Regions from separate parts of the Homo sapiens genome. Here region 2 is linked to region 1. Evidence: chromatin loops called from intact Hi-C (ENCODE). Cell type or tissue: endothelial cell of umbilical vein. All regions are shown on one strand. Each heading gives the region's core, and the rest is flanking DNA. Links, peaks and the distances in the headings are about the cores only. Region 1 overlaps ALCAM (activated leukocyte cell adhesion molecule). Region 2 has its middle 460 kb from the start of ALCAM.

What was found. Hi-C counts contacts between places; a loop is a spot of excess contacts. Peaks named below come from ENCODE experiments on the same cell type or tissue, not always from the same donor. Only the 100,000 strongest peaks of a DNase experiment are listed, where the experiment ranks them.
Region 2: a loop joins it to region 1, with 3.0 times the contacts of the local background. A loop is called at or near these places in 3 of 110 quality-filtered maps.

Annotation. Positions count from the first base shown.
Region 1 is chr3:105,517,584-105,520,409 of GRCh38, reverse strand. It overlaps ALCAM (activated leukocyte cell adhesion molecule), which reads right to left. Exons shown (of 16, transcript NM_001627.4): 2 at 243-343. Among named protein-coding and RNA genes, the nearest start is that of ALCAM, 150 kb to the right of the region's middle. In endothelial cell of umbilical vein, for the core only: a CTCF peak has its summit at 1,378 (motif pointing right); a DNase peak (open chromatin) is centred at 1,389.
Region 2 is chr3:104,906,271-104,909,096 of GRCh38, reverse strand. It overlaps a transcript of LOC107986108 not described here. Among named protein-coding and RNA genes, the nearest start is that of ALCAM, 460 kb to the left of the region's middle. In endothelial cell of umbilical vein, for the core only: no CTCF peak of the experiment used is centred there; a DNase peak (open chromatin) is centred at 1,396; H3K27ac peaks cover 2,098 bases.

The sequences.
Region 1 (2,826 bases), core at 105-2,604:
GAATCTTTCAGACTAATACATTCTAAGAACTATGTGTTTATTGGCTTTATTTTAAAATATCATTTGTTATGTAAGATAGGAATTATTTTTTTGCCATATTCCACACAATTTTACCTTCCTACATTTGTACTCACAGTTTAATATTGCATTTAGGTTAATTTGAAATTCACAGTTACTCACAGAAAGAATTTTATTTAAAAGAACAAGGGCAATTAACCAAGTCCCAGGTAGGTCACACTTACATATTTCCATTTGCCAAACATGAGATTCTGAGGTACGTCAAGTCGGCAAGGTATGATAATGGTATCTCCATATGCTGAATTTACAGTATACCATCCAAGGCCTTTGGGGGAAAAAAAAAAAGGAAGAAGAGAGAAAGAGAGAGAGAACAAAATTTTAAATGCTTTCTTGAAATGACAAATAACTTCAAGATGCATGTCGATGAAGGTTGTCATCTGCTATAGTTTTATTTTAAATGGTATACAAAAGGTATGAGACTAGAATATATTTTCCATTTAAAAATTACCACCTTTCTATTTAGCTACTGAATGTTTGAATCCTTGACTATCACACAATCAAAATTTGCAGATCTCCAATTTTACTAGAGAACAGGTAAGTGGTGTATTCCAAAGGAACATCGTGGAATCTGCAGATGAATTATCTTCTTTACTGTATTTCATAGAAATAATTTCCACCATATTTTATAGAAATGTGGGACTACACAAAGACTAACATGATTAAAATTCTCAAAACTAGCTTTAACTATATTTGTGTTTTTCATTTGAAAATATTATCAAATTTTTCTTCTGTAAAATTCAAAAAACTATTAAAAACTGAGAATTAATACACATAAGACCACAACTGAATTTTATTTATAAGGGGAAAGTGGCTTATTTTGTAGTAGTATAAATTAAAATACTAATTTAATTTTGTATAAAATATTAGCATAGTAAGAATTTATAGTATGAACATGCTTCATAAAGTGCTATTTACAAAGTGATTATGTGAATTTTTGGAAGACAATATAATTTAAACCACAATTTTGTACATACAGAAAACTGCCTCATCTTATTTAATTCTATATTAAGAAAAAATATAAACAATAAAAAATTAAAATGTGGAAAGAAGCAATTTTTGCATATGAATGAAAAGCATTATTCAAATCTGGATATATTTATGAAGGTTAAAAAAACCCAGGCATTTAAATTGGTTATAGTACTTGGGAAACATTTCAATTTTTTAACCTTAGTTTATTTACAACAATCTTTAAAATTTAGAACTTACACAGCTGAATGTCTATTAAGGTGTATCATAATCGGGTATAGAGTGTGAAGGGGCTACTTTAAACAGTAGAGAAAAAAACAAATGATATTTTGTCCACCAGGTGGTGCTAAAATGCAAAGCGACGGCAATCTGCAACACATAAATAAAACCATCTTCTGACTTTCTGAAGAAACAGGACTGGGAGGATACCATCTTTCGACTGTTATCTATCAATCACCATGTATACCAAAATTTCATTTAAGGTTAAGAATTTTGCCCCAGTGAACAGAAACATAACAAAGAACACACACTTCATGTAAATATGCAACATAACAACTAGTTTTCAGCATTTTTAACATTGTTAAGACAGAATACCAAATATGCAAAGTGAGAATGCATTTTCATTTACTACTTGAGACATGAGGTTTACTTCAAATTGCTTATCATATGTTCAGTCTCATAATAAAAATTTATCTCTATAATTTTAAAATTGTTTTGTGTTCTCTATACTGCAATTATAATCCCTTTTAACATCAAACCAAGCATAAGACTGTAAATGAAGAAATTTTTTTATTCAACTTTGTTAAAATAAAAATAAAGGAGCTTTAGACAGGTGGCTGCAGACATGCAGACTAATAACATTTAGGAAATTGCTTTATTGCACATGACATTACTTGTTCTCTGTGATATTTGGCTCCTAAATGTGGAATTTCTGCTGTGTGTATTAAGTCTTGTTCATACACTTCACAGGTAGAGGTCTGCAAAGCCAAGGAAACCATTTTGTAATTTCATATTTTGTTTTTTCATCAGCTTATAACAAGGCACTTGAATATGTAATAATTTTGAGAGGATCCATCTCTATACCTTAATTTATGTCAGGGCATGCACCTGTAATTGTCTCCTATTATTTGAAATCATACCTTCCTTTGGCAACTAACAGTGTTTTCATGATTGGCCAAGGAGTGAAAACAGTTTACAGAGCTTAGGTACCAATGAAGTGAATCCTTTGCCAGGTAAAGGGAAATAAGAAAATTCCTTTTCCAAGAATTTAATGCTTTGCCCTTTCTCACAGACCATTTTTCTTTTCTCTTCTCTATAGAACTTTAATGTGCTACATATACATAATATTTTATAATGAGTCTTAAAGCTCTATGAATTTCAAATACATAGTGTATTGGCATGATGAAAGCACAATCAGAACAGGGAAGAGATCATGTATTTTTAAGCTTTGTATCTCCAGAAACAACGCCTAGCATCTAATGGGCACCTACTAAAATGACTCTGGAGTTCTTTCCATTTTGGTTATCAAACTAACATTTTGGAAAATCAGAGAGCAGTTGACAACACTGGAATTTTGAGAATTCTCATTTCTGCCACATACTCTAAAGCCATTCATATCTTATCTTGGATGTGTAGAGAACTTGGATTTTGATTTTGGGTGGCAAGCTCTGTCTTGAGGAGAAACAAACAGCAAACACATTTTATAGGAATTCACAGATGGAATGACAAGAGAGAACATTTTCCCTTCCCTTTAAAGAGAAATTAAAGATTGATTACTTGTGC
Region 2 (2,826 bases), core at 122-2,621, 610 kb after region 1:
GAAAGAATCTAAAGTTTAGTTTGGTTTGCTTATTCATTTCCTCCTAATAGCAGTGAGAAGCCAGTACGGATTTTTAAAGACCCATAAGCAAGCTGCCTTTTAGGCATAGCAGATAAAATGTTTCCTGGGCAGCCAGGTGTCATGCTGTTTAGTGCTTCAGTATTCACAACTTACTCTTTTACTGGTCCCAGGAGTGAAGTGTTTTGAACTGGCCAGTAAGCACTGGGGGCTTGCTGTGACCTGCCCCACTTTGCAGCTAGGAAGCTGCCTGAAGGTTTCGGGCATTTTCCTGTGTAATATTGAAGAGAAATGTAGAGTCCTTTTCAGGGTTGCAATTTAGTTCTTTGGTCTAATTCATATTTTTGTGATGATTTATAAAATGTTTTCAATTTTTTTAAAGTTTTTAAATAGTCTAAATAGTCTATATTCTTTTTCTACTGCCTTCATCTTCAATGAACATTTTTTTTTTCTATATACTCCCTCCTTGGAACTACTTACATATCTTTTCTATCCATTTATTTTTTATTTTTATTATTTTTGTTTTTATTTATTTATTTGTTTGTTTGTTTATTTTGAGACGGAGTCTCACTCTGTCCTCAGGCTGGAGTGCAGTGGCGTGATCTTGGCTCACTGCAACCTCTGACTCCCTGGTTCAAGCGATTCTCCTGCCTCTGCCTCCCAAGTAGCTGGGATTACAGGCACGTGCCACCACGCCCAGCTAATTTTTGTATTTTTAGTAGAGACGGAGTTTCACCATGTTGGCCAGGATGGTCTCGATCTCCTGACCTGATGAAATGCTGGCCTCGGCCTCCCAAAGTGTTGGGATGACAGGAGTGAGCCACTGCGCCTGGCCTCTTCTACTCATTTATATTGAATAAATAATGTTATTTTTCTAAGGCAAGTATATTTAATATTCTCTTCATATTCATATTCTCATGAAATCACATTTAAAAGAAATCTGTAGTGGCTGAGCATAGGACTGTTTTCTGGCCTGCTCCTTAATTGCCATTAGATATAACCTAGGTATGGGGAACAATATTTGCTCTCCGTTCTGGTTTAGGAAAAATATTAGAGATTATTAAAGTATGAAAATATCTTTGTTCTACATTTTAGCGAGTGCTTTGGATAAAAATGTAGTGTTTATGCTTATCAAATTTGTGAATGTCCTATAAATATAAGGAATAACAAATATATTTGGTGTCAGAATCAAAATGTGAGATAAGATCAACAGACTAGAATAATGGACTAAAATTAGTAATTCCTAACTTGGTAAATGTAAAGTGAAATTCTTCATTTGGATTCAGAAAGATCAATTGCTTAATCTCAGTATAGGAATGATCTCAATTAAGAAGAATTCAGATTAAAAATAATACATACATGGTAAGCGAGTCACCACTTCCCTTTCCTTTGCCCATGCTAGAGATTTCTAACAGTCATAGTGTGTCCGAAACTGGTGTGTTTTTTTTGAGATAGAGTCTGGCTCTGTCACCCAAGCTGGAGTGCAGTGGCGCGATCTTGGCTAACTGCAAGCTCCGCCTCCTGGGTTCCTGCCATTCTCCTGCCTCAGCCTCCCGAGTACCTGGGACTACAGGCGTCCGCCATCACACCCAGCTAATTTTTGTATTTTTTAGTAGTGATCCACCTGCCTCGGCCTCCCAAAGTGCTGGGATTACAGGCGTGAGCCACCGCGTCCAGCCAATTGGTGGGTTCCTGGTCTCACTGACTTCAAGAATGAAGCCACGGACCCTCGCAGTGAGTGTTACAGTTCTTAAAGATGGTGTGTTCAGAATTTGTTCCTTCTGATGTTCGGACGTGTATGGAGTTTCTTCATTCTGGTGGGTTCGTGGTCTCTCTGGCTTCAGGAATGAAGCTGTAGAACTCTGCGGTGAGTGTTACGGCTTTTAAGGTGGTGCGTCTAGAATTGTTCGTTCCTCCCATTCATAACTGTTGATTCCTCTCAGTGGGTTCATGGTCTCGCTAGCTTCTGGAGTGAAGCTGCAGACCTTTGTGGTAAGTGTTACAGCTTATAAAAGCAGTACGGACTTAAAGAGTGAGCAAGAGCAAGATTTATTGCAAAGAGCAAAAGAACAAAGCTTCCACGGTGCAGAAGGGGACCTGAGTGGGTTGCAGCTGCTGGCTGGGGCAGCCTGCTTTTATTCCCTTAGCTGTCCCCTCCACCCCCACATCCTGCTGATTGGTCCATTTTACAGAGAGCTGATTGGTCCATTTTACAGAGAGCTGATTGGTCCGTTTTACAGAGAGCTGATTGGTCCGTTTTGACAAGGTGCTGATTGGTACATTTACAATCCCTGAGCTAGACACAGAGTGCTGATTGGTGCATTTACAATCCTCTAGCTAGACATAAAAGTTCTTCAAGTCCTCACCAGGTTAACTAGACACAGAGTGCTGATTGGTGCATTTACAAACCTTGAGCTAGACACAGGGTGCTGAGTGGTGTGTTTACAAACCTTGAGCTAGACACAGAGTGCTGACTGGTGCATATACAATTCTCTGGCTACACATAAAAGTTCTCCAGGTCCCCACCCGACTCAGGAGCCCACTAGGCTTCACCTAGTGGATCCAATGCCAGGGTTACGGGTGGAGCTGCCTGCCAGTCCTGTGCCGCACCTGCACTACTCAGCCCTTGGGTGGGCTTGATCCACATGGGAGCCCACCGCGGGGGGCTTGGGCATGGCAGGCTGCAGGTCCTGAGCCCTGCCCCACAGGGAGGCAGCTGAGACCAGGAGAGAATTCAAGTGTGGTGTGGGCGGGCTGGCAGTGCTGGGGGACCCAGCGCAGCCTCCACAGTTGCTGACCCAGGTGCTA